2 separate regions of the Homo sapiens genome follow, and region 1 is linked to region 2. Evidence: chromatin loops called from intact Hi-C (ENCODE). Cell type or tissue: mammary epithelial cell. All regions are shown on one strand. Each heading gives the region's core, and the rest is flanking DNA. Links, peaks and the distances in the headings are about the cores only. Region 1 overlaps LAD1 (ladinin 1). Region 2 has its middle 14 kb from the start of TNNI1.

The links. A loop is a pair of places that touch in the nucleus more often than their neighbours do. Peaks named below come from ENCODE experiments on the same cell type or tissue, not always from the same donor. Only the 100,000 strongest peaks of a DNase experiment are listed, where the experiment ranks them.
Region 1: it touches region 2 in a loop (11-fold over the local background); 3 of 110 quality-filtered maps call a loop at or near these places.

Annotation. Positions count from the first base shown.
Region 1 is chr1:201,383,026-201,388,398 of GRCh38, forward strand. LAD1 (ladinin 1) reads right to left here. Exons shown (of 10, transcript NM_005558.4): 3 at 3,310-4,153; 4 at 2,676-2,780; 5 at 1,767-1,810; 6 at 292-364; 7 at 49-186. Among named protein-coding and RNA genes, the nearest start is that of TNNT2, 8.0 kb to the left of the region's middle. In mammary epithelial cell, for the core only: a CTCF peak has its summit at 2,455 (motif pointing right); a DNase peak (open chromatin) is centred at 2,466.
Region 2 is chr1:201,432,793-201,438,165 of GRCh38, forward strand. No RefSeq gene overlaps it. Among named protein-coding and RNA genes, the nearest start is that of TNNI1, 14 kb to the left of the region's middle. In mammary epithelial cell, for the core only: a CTCF peak has its summit at 3,074 (motif pointing right); DNase peaks (open chromatin) are centred at 3,019 and 3,319; H3K27ac peaks cover 976 bases.

The DNA.
Region 1 (5,373 bases), core at 95-5,094, 50 kb before region 2:
CGTCAGGGCTAATCACCCTAAGGACCCTGTGGGGCCTGAGCCCCTCACCTTCCGGCTGGAGGCTGGTTCTGCTCGGCTCTGGCCCGCCAGTTCCTTCTCAAAGAGGTGGCGCTTGCTGGCTACACCCACAGGAGCCACGAATAACTCAGTGCAAGGCAGACCCCGAGACTTGACAGATTCTGATCTCTGGGAACCAAGAACACCAACAGCTGACCCATGCTGGGGAGGGGAAAGGGCCATGCCCACTACTCATCCTGCACCCTCCGCCCCTCAGGAGAAGCCCCCACCCACCCGTATGGCCGTGTGGTATCTCTCCAGCTTCTCTCCCAACTTCACTGTGTTGTCTGGGAGCTTCATGCTGGCACTGCAGGATGGAAGATGGAACAGGCGAGCCAAGTGAGACACCCAGGGAGACCAGGCCTGCCCCCAGGGCCTGAGGAGCAGCCCCATCACACGTTCTCATTGTGGCCAAGAGAATGTGGCCCTCCATCACACAGCAGGCTGTGTTGACTTGGCCAACATGAGGAACTTACAGACGCCAGGGATTTCCCTCCACTTCCAAGAAACGTCCCATTCAATAGGACATCCCTTCTCCCCCATACCTTGTCATTTCCACTGCAAAACACCTCCCAAAGCAGGTCCTTCCTTTCCGTCTTCCCCATCACAGCAATCGCCACTTACCTGCTCTCCCAGCCTGCCACCGTGAGCTCTCCACATGGCTGCTCCTACCTCAAATCTGATCCTGTCCTTCCAGCTCAGACCCCATAGGCCTTGGCACAGCATACAAGGCTCTAGTGATCTGGGCCCTCCCCTTCCCTCCCCCACAGTATGCCTGTGTGCCAGCCAGCTGGACACCATGCTCTTCACTCTGCCTTTTTCACATGCTGTTCCCTCTATTTAAAATGCTATTCCTCCAGTTTTACATGAGCAAACTTCCTGCTAGTTCATGGAAAATCAATTGCTCCATGACACCTTCCCCAGCTCTCACAGGCTGAGCAGGTGCAGCTACTCCTGAGCTCCTAGCCCTGGGTTCATATTCCTGTGTCCCTGTCCCTCCCTGGTTGGCCAGTATGTAATGTTCTCATGTTTGAGAGAGCTGCTATAGGTTTGCTGGGTGGGTGTGAGTTGCTTGAGGACAGCAGCTGTGTCATTTGTCTTTGTACTCCTCCTCCTCCACCCCCACCCCAGCCCCCAGGCCTAGCCTAGTGTAGTAGGCTCCAGTAAATGTTCATGGGGCAGATGAATACAGCATGAGTGGATGACATTCCTAATACATAAGCACATCTGCTTCTCAGATCCTATTTCAGTTTTGCTTTTTTTTCAAAGCATAGTCCTCAGGCTTCTTGCATCAACACCAGCGAGCCCAGGAATCCTTGTTAAACCTGCAGACCCACAGCCCCCCAACCAGGCCTGCTGGAGCAGGGGCTTCCCCTCCCTTACACTGTTCGTGGTCTCCCTCCCAGAAAGCCCCCTTTCCCTGTCCTAACCTCAAGGCTAAACCCTCATCCCCCTTTGGGGCCCCACCCAAGCCCTGCCTCCTCTGAGCAGCTCTCCCTGATCCTTCCCCATCCTTGTTCCATCTTATCCCGCCTGAGTTCATCCTGTTAATCCCATCCCCCTGCCAGATCTGGAGCCCTGGGCAAGGACTGCACCTTCCCCTCATGTGCCCTACCGCACAGCCTGGCACAAGGAGGGCGGGTGCAGGTACTCAGAAAATAGCCTGAACATGGCCAAATAGAAAGAACCAGAGCCTCCAGGCCCCCCACCTGCGAGTTAGGGTTGTTTCCGAGTTTTCTTTCTTGGGTTTCATCTGAAATGAGAAGGAAAGGCATTGTTGTGTGGGAGTCCCCGGGAAATCGGTGGCCCCCTCGAGTGAGGAGCCCAGCTCTCAAGACATGTCCTCCTCCTCTTCAGACCTCCCACCCCTTCTACCAGGGGTCAACCCCACCAAAGAAATATGTGGACAAGCCTTCGTTAAAGATCCTTGTTTGTATCTGGAAGACACAGGTTCCCACCCACTAATATGGGTCAGAAGACTTTCTTCAGACTTCCTTCGCAGGGCACCTGTAACCACCTGTTTCCTATCTGCCTCCCACTGCCCATGAGCTCTGTGGGGGCACCAGTCGCTATTGGGCCACCTCTCCAGGGCCTGGCACACATTAGAGGCATGATACCCAATGATTGAGTGAATGACCCAGTGAACAGAAGAACCAAGAATAAACACCAGGACAAAGCAAGACGAGATTTCCCCAATCCACATAGTTTGTACTATTGGGAGAGTGGCAGGGCAGGGAGCAGTAGGAGAGCCTTGCTGCTCTCTGTTCCTCCCCTCCCCTCCTAGACAAGTCTCCTAGGTGAGGCCAGGAACTGATGAAGGCAGGTGTGGACCTCCCTGCAGCCCAGGGCCAGCCCTGCCTGTCCGGTCTTCATGCAGCCCTGGCCTTGCCCACTAGGTGGGGCTGCTCATGCTTACTGGCACCTACCCCCCAGGTTACTAACCTGTTCTCCTCTGCTGAATACAACCTTGTTTGTTCAGGGCCACCCATGGGAATCCAAAGCTCCTCTCTATCCAGGGGACCTTCCTACCTAACCTACGGCTCCTATGTTGTAATGGATGCGGGCTTCCTCCACTTGCCCTCCAGTGGCTCGCAGACCAGGGTGCCCAGGGCTCTCACCCGAAAGGAGATGGTCCTGGGGCTGGAGCGTTTGAGGGAGCTGCTGTAGGTTCGCTGTGTGGGTGAGGACATATCTGCCTCTTCCTCCTTGCTGGGGATTTTCACCTGGATGGAGCAGGGGGAGTGTCACATAAGAGGTCTAGGGCCCATCAAGCCGGGGCAGCCATAAACCCCATGGCTCACCCCAGGAGCTGCAGGAAGAGGGGAGAATGAGACAGCCCTGTGCCTTCTCTCCTGCCTCCTTCATCTGCTGTGGGAGTGGCTCACAGACAAAGTCCCTTGGGGCCAGGGCACCAGGCAGAGCTTTCCAGGGGAGCTTCTAGAAGGATCTGAGGCTCCCCACTAGTCTGCCGGGGTCCTGGAGCCCAGGCCCTGGATGAGGATATGGTGGGGGGCACCAGATGCTCCCTGCCCCACAGCTGGTGCCCCTTTAAGCTCCAGCAGCCTGCCCCATCTCAGCCTCCCTGCTCTGACCATGGCTAGAAGCAGGCAGGGAAAGAAGAGACTTCCAAGGCCAGCCTGCAGGTAGGAGGATGGAGGCAGCCAGGGAACCAGGGACTACCTGGGTGGGACTGGCCGGCAGTGCCAGCCAGGTGGCAGAGTAGAAGGGTGGGAGGGACGGGACACTGCCAACCTGGAGTGTGACGGGTGGGAGGCGGGAGGCCACAGTCGGAGGGTCTGAAGCCCCCTGCTTTGCCAAAGAGGGCAGGTTCTTCCCAGGGAGGGCCCTTCCTCTCTGCTCCTTGGTGGTGGCTGGGCTTCCCCCAGAGGCTGGCGGCTCCTGCGCCAGGGGCTGCTCTGAGGCTGTGGCCCTCTTTGGGGCCGGCTTAGCATCTGCAGTTGGGCTCTTCTCTGAGGCCAGTGCCTTCTCAAAGATGGAAGCTTTCTCAGACACCAGCCTCCTTCCTGAGCCCAGTGCCATCCCTGGGGCCAGCGACTTCTCAGAGACACTGGTTTTTTCTAGAACAGACTTCTTCTCTGAGCTGTTTCTTTTCTCTGACACTGCTATCTTCTCTGATAGAGATGTCTTCTCTGAGGCCAGCACCTTCTCAGAGATGGAGGTTTTATCGGAGACCAGGCTCTTTTCAGGTGCCGTCTTCTTTGGCATGGAGGACTTCTCCAAGACTGGGGACTTTTCTGGAACCCCTTTCTTCCTCTCTTCTGGCTCCCTGCCCACCAAGCTCTCCTCCTCCAGGGCCCAGGGGCCCCGCTGTTCCCGACTCAGTCTCCGGCGAGGTGGGATTTCCAGTTCCTTCTTGGAGACTAGGGGTTTCTGTGTGGCCTGCACAGGGCTCAAGCTGTTCCTCCCCTCCTCTGCCTCCAGCCTCTCCTGGATGGGGGCCTGTGCAGCCTCCACCACCTGCCGCCTCTGCCTCCGCTCCTGCCGTGTTCTGAGGATGCTCTGGATGTCCTCGTCCTCATCTTTGGAGGCTGGGGGCAGTGGCTTGGGCACCTCTGCTTCTTCCACGCTCGGTAGTCTGAATCAGAAGATGGGAGACAGAATCAGAGGATAGAGGTGGAAGATACCCTAAGTATACCTAACCCAATGGAGATGCTGCCAGGGCCACCAAGGAGGAGGTGAGGATGTCAGGCCCTGGCCTCCCCGGCTCACCACCACCTTTATCCACTCGATATATTGCACTTCCAAGGTATCATCTGAGCAAAGCACACTATGCTTTTTAAAAAGCTTATAAATTCCTATGAAGTCCAACGACTCCATGTTCAGACGTAGTCAACAGACTCTGAATAACTGCTTTAATATGTGCCAGAGCCTGCTTGGGGCATTGGGGATCAAAAGGAATAAGCACAGTCTCTGCCCCTTAGATCTTAGATCAAGACTAGAGATGTCCAGGGATTTTGTCAAGGTCACACAGCTGATTCGTGGGGGAGCTGGGAGCAGAACCTAAGTCTTCCGATGCACCATTCCACACTCCTGTCAGTCTTGTGGGTGCAGCCAAGACTAGGTGACAGCCACAGGTACTGGTGCAGCCCAGCTCTGGACATCCTCCAGAGTCTGCTGCCGGGCAAGGCTGGGGGAGGGGAGGACAGGAGAGGAGAGGGTCATCACAGCCCTGTTCTCCCTTCTTGGGGGACCCAAAGAAACAAAAGTAACATGAGAGGATTGTCCATAACCCACAGCACCTGGCCTCCAGCAAAAGGAGATTATTTTCCTTCCTCATCACCCTGCTCTCCATGTGCTTTCAGGCAAGTTAACTTACTGTCGGAGCCTCAGTTTTCACATCTACAAACTGGGCTTGTTAGGAAGCAAAATGAGACTCATGAGGGTGCCCAGGACAGTCCTGGCATGTAGGTGGCATTCAGTAAACCCCAGGCTCTTCCCCCACCTCATAATCCCAAAATCTAGATGGCAAAACTAGCCCCAAGGTTCTTCTCCTCAGAAGTAAATTATAGGCCGGTGCAGCGGCTCACACCTGTAATCCCAGCACTGGGAAGTTGAGGCTGGTGGATCACCTGAGGTCAGGAGTTCAAGATCAGCCTGCCCAACATGGTGAAACCCCATCTCTCCTAAAAATACAAAAATTATCCGGGCATGGTGGCAGGTGCCTTTAATCTCAGCTACTCGGGAGGCTGAGGCAAAATAGCTTGAACCTGGGAGGCGGAGGTTGCAGTGAGCCAAGATTGCGCCACTGCACTCCAGCCGGGGTGACAGAGCAAGACTCCATCTCAAAAAAAAAAA
Region 2 (5,373 bases), core at 84-5,083:
AAAAAAAAAGGAAGGGAAGGGGAGGGGAGGGGAGAGGAGGAAAGGGGAGGGGAGGGGACTATTGGCCGGATGCAGTAGCTCATTCCTGTAATCCCAGCACCTTGAGATGCCAAGGTGAAAGGGTCACTTTAGTCCAGGAGTTGGAGACCAGCCTGGGCAACATGGAGAGACGTCGTCTTTACAAAAAAGTGCAAAAATTAGCCACGCGTGGTGGCACATGCCTGTAGTCCCAGCTACTCAGAAGGCTAAAGTGGGAGGATCACTTGAGCACAGGTGGTCGAGACTACAGTAAGCTGAGATCAAGTCACCATACTTTAGTCTGGGCAACAGAGGGGCACCCTGTCTCAAAAAAAAATAAAGAGATGAGAAAAGAAAAAGAAAAACTGTTAATTGGACTTGACTATTTTCTCAAAAATGAACAAAGTAAGCCTGTAACTTTTTTTTTTTTTTTGAAACAGAATCTTGCTCCGTCACCCAGGCTGGAATGCAGTGGCCCAATCTCGGCTCACTGCAGCCTCCACCCTCCAGGTTCAAGTGATTCTTGTGCCTCAGCCTCCCGGGTAGCTGTGATTACAGGCATGCACCATCACGGCCAGCTATTTTTTGTGTTTTTAGTAGAGACGGGGTTTCACCATGTTGCAGGCTGGTTTCAAACTCCTGACCTCAGGTGATCCTTCAGACTCACCCTCCCAAAATGCTGGGATTACAGGCATGAGCCACCGCACCCAGCCTAAGCCTGTAACTCCAAGGAAAACAGTTCAGAGTACTTGTTGCCAATTATAAAATTCAAGCTTTCCAACAAAAATTTGAATCTTGAAAAGTTCTATCTGCCATCATGAGCTTGACAGGTTCCCAAACACGTAAAGACTTTTCAGATAAGATCAATGGTGATATTAAGAATGTAATTGTTTATCATTGTTTAATGTATGAAATGCATCAACATTTGGAAAATATGCATAACTCGGAACATCAATATCCTCCAAATGACCAAGGCATAATGTCACAAAATCCAGAGTATTAAAACTTTATTGATAGGTTTCAGATTGTACATTGTAGCTAACCCTTAAGAAACTCCCACTTATCGAGTTTTGATGTAGTACCCAAGAATATCCACAATTCTCTGAAAATGCTATTAAAATACTTCTCTCAGCCGGGCACAGTGGCTCACTCCTGCAGTCCCAGCACTTTGAGAGGCTGAGGTGGGCGGATCACGAGGTCAGGAGTTCAAGACCAGCCTGGCCAACATGGTAAAACCCGTCTCTACTATAATACAAAAATTAGCTGGGCATAGTGGCGTGCACCTGTAATTCCAGCTACTCAGCAGGCTGAGGCAGGAGAATCACTTGAACCAGGGAGGTGGAGGTTGCAGTGAGCCAAGATCATGCCATTGCACTCCAGCCTGGGCAATAGAATGAGAATCTGTCTTGAAAAAAAAACTTCTGTTTTCTGACTACATATCTATGCAAGACTAGATATTTTTTTGTTGTATTTCTAACAAACAGATTGATTGCAAAGCAGATATGAGAATCCAACTGTTTTCTATTAGGCCAGACAAGTAAAAGGATTTGTAAAAATGTAATAAAATGCCACTCTTCACTAGGTATTTCTGCTCTGTAATTTTATCACAAAACCTTTTATTTATATTAAATAATATTTTATTTGTATTTATTTTTTACATTATAATGTATAATATATTGTTACATTATTTATGACATATAATAAAATAAGTTAACATGTAAAATGGACTTATTATAGTTACTAAATGAATTAATATATTTTAGGCTGGGTGCGGTGGCTCACACTTTTAATCCCAGCACTTTGAGAGGCCGAGACGGGCAGATAACTTGAGCTCAGGAGTTCAAGACCAGCCTGGCCAACATGGTGAAACCCCTGTCTCTACTAAAAATACAAAAATTAGCCAGGCGTGGTGGCACATGCCTGGAATCCCAGCTACTCAGGAGGCTGAAGCATGAGAATCGCTTGAACCCAGGAAGCGGAGGCTGCAGTGAGCCAAGATTGTGCCACTGCATTCCACCCTGGGCAACAGAGCAAGACTCTGTCTCAAACATATATATGTTTACCTTTTTTCTCAGTTTTAATTTCTGATATGGAGAATATTGATAGATTTAACTGACTTAAACAAAAGGTCTTTGGAGTCCTTAACAAAGGGTGTAAAGCGGTCCTGGGTCTCCCTCTCTTGCCTAGAGTGTCACAAACTCCTAGGCTCAAGCGATCCTCCCACCTTGACCACACAAAGCATTGGGATTACAGGTGTAAGCCACTGCACCTGGCCAGGCGTATAAATGTTTCATTCAAAGTTGGTGACCCGGGGCTGCTACACTGAGACCTGACTTTACACCCTTTATTATTAATCTGAGAACAACATTCTATGTTTTTAGCAGATTATTATTGTTATTATCCTGATTCACATTATCATCTACAAAATAACATAAAAGATGAAATAATCAAGAAAACATAAAGTATGATTTTTAATTATGTCCAATGGCAGCCAATAACAGGATTCAACCAATAATTTTTTTTTTAAGACGGAGTCTTTCTCTGTAACCCAGACTGGAGTGCAGTGGTGCAACCTTGGCTCACTGCAACCTCTGCCTCCCATATTCAAGTGATTCTTCTCCCTCAGCCTCCCACGTAGCTGGGACTACAGGCGCCAGCCACCACGCCCGGCTAATTTTTGTATTTTTAGTAGAGACGGGGTTTCACCGTGTTGACCAGGCTGGTCTCAAACTCCTGACCTCAGGTGATCTGCCCACCTTGGCCTCCCAAAGTGCTGGGATTACAGGAGTGAGCTACCGCACCCAGCCCAAGAATTTTTAATATCCAAGTTATTGTGTGTAAGATCAGTCATTGCTAGTGAGCTCCAGGTATTTTGTGGTTTAATAAAATGCCCTGAAGGCACTGCATGAAACAGTGGCATTATAAAACTGTGAATTTTGTTTCAGTACTCCGTGTGGGTTATGTGAGAAAAACCTGGCATTGGCTGACCTAGTCCCGGGAGCTGTATTTCTATTCCTGGAATAAAGAGATAAAGTTCTTCTTCTTGCCACCAGAGGGAGCATTGGTGAGCCTTGGTGCATGTGTGTGCATGTGTGTGCGCGTGCCTGTGTGTGTGTGTGTGTGTGTGTGTGTGTGTGTGTGAAGAGAGAGAGAGAAACAGAGAGAGAAAGGGAAAGAACGTGTGGGTGACTTGTTTGTGACTGACTATATGCCTGAGATCGCTTGGGTGTGAAATTTTCAAAGTGGCTGATTGTATGTGAATGTCCCTCCTCCCTCCACCCACATGATAAACAATCAAAAGTGTTTCCAGTCCCAGCCTCTTATTCATCACTCCCTGAACCTTCCCTGCACGCTTGTTCACAGCTAGGTGATCTGGGTGGATTCCAGGGCTAAAGCTTGGAGAGCAACAAATACAGTTCATGTGAGAGAAGCGTCTTGCAATGCAGTTACTGTAACTCCAACATAGTTGCTTTGGACCTGTCTATCTTTCTTAAAGTGAGGTCTCCCTGTAATCCCAGAATTCCCTTGAGGATCTAAGTGTTCTATGGTTCTTAACTTTTGGAAGGGGGTTCAAGCTTCCTTTGAAAACTTTTGCAATGCAAAAGCATTCACACACATCATTTTGAAAAGCCAAAAGCTATTCCACACCAATTCCAGCGGGCTCAGAGACCCTCTGGAACCCATTCAAGGACACACATGGGAAGGAGGCCTGTAGTGTGTGCACAAGTGTCTCTAAAGACTTCAAGATGCTTCATCCCAGGAAGAGACACCAGCTGCAGTAGCCCCTGCTCCTCTCTGGGCGTGGCCAACAGTGACACTGAGAAGTGGAGAGAGCTTGGAGAGAAGGCGGCTGACCCTAGAGGGAGGTGTGGAGCCAGGAGTGAGTGGATGGTCCCTGATGCCTCAGGAGACCGAGGTATGAAGAAAATTCCCGTTTCCACTATTGAAGGATATTGAGGTTCCCAAGGTGCCTTGCGGAGTCCAGGGAGCCAAGAATCTCACAGCCTGTAACAAAATGATATTCACTCCCAACTCCAGGTGCAGCCACCTCAGAATAATTCAGGGGGTTCAGCCTGGAGTGAAGTATACTCTTGCTATACCCTCCCTGGTATCCTCTCCACCTACCTTGATAAATGTGAATTTTTTGTGATGCAGTCTAAAATCCAGACAGAAGGGAAGCCTGCTTTTCCTGCCTTGTTGGCCACATGAATATATAAAAACTCCCCAAACATTTATAATACATGCAATAACGTGTTTTAATGTCATACTGAGAAGGTAGTGATTAATTCTCTCAGAGGGGACTCAAGAGAAGATTTGCAGGGGGCATAAGCCCTGAGCCAGGTTTTGTAGGATGTATAGGAGTTCATCAGGCAACCAAGGACAAAGGGCACTACAGACCCAAGGAACAGCCTGGCCACGGCACAGTGGCCTAAGAAAGCATGGTGTGTGGGGAACTCTAGCAAGTTTACTCTCACTATGGAAGAGACGAAGGTTAAGAATAAGCCCCAAGGGGCATGGATGTGTTTTGTTTTGTTTTGTTTTGTTTTGTTTTGTTTTGTTTTGTTTTGTTCTTTGGAGACAGAGTCTCACTCTGTCATCCAGGCTGGAGTGCAGTGGTGCAATCTTGGCTCACTGCAACCTCCCCCACCCCAGTTCAAGCGATTCTCCTGCCTCAGCCTCCCGAGTAGCTGGGGCTACAGGTGCCCACCATGCCTGGCTAATTTTTGTATTTTTAGTAGAGATGGGGTTTCACCATGTTGGCCAGGCTGGTCTCGAACTCCCGACCTCAGGTGATTCACCCTCCTCAGCCTCCCAAAGTGCTGGGATTACAGGTGTGAGCCACCACACCCAACCATTGATGTGTTTTAAAGGGAGGCAGAGGAAGAAACTCAGAAGAGGAGAGAAAAAGAGACAGGGCTAGAATAAGATTAGTATGATGTCACAGAAGTCAAGGGGAGACAGAGTCCTGAAGGGACTATTAATATAGTTAATTAATGTGATATTATTAATTTTATTAATAATTAATATAACACTAAAGTCCTCAAAACCCTCTCTGGAAAAAAGCATAGGCCACAGATCCTACCGTGGTTTGTGTTTCTTTTTCCTAAGCGTGTCCTCAACCTTGGCAAAATAAACTTCTAAATCGACTGAGATCTGTCTCAGACACTTGTTGGTTTACAAAACATACAATGCAAACAACAGAACAAAACATCAAAAAACTATGATTAATATTTCCAAAGACAGAGAGATAATATTGCACCCATGAAATGGGAAGAGAATCCATACAAAAAAGGAAAAAATAACATTCAGAAAACAAAAGGAACTCTTTCTCATTCTTTTTTTTTTTTTTTTTTT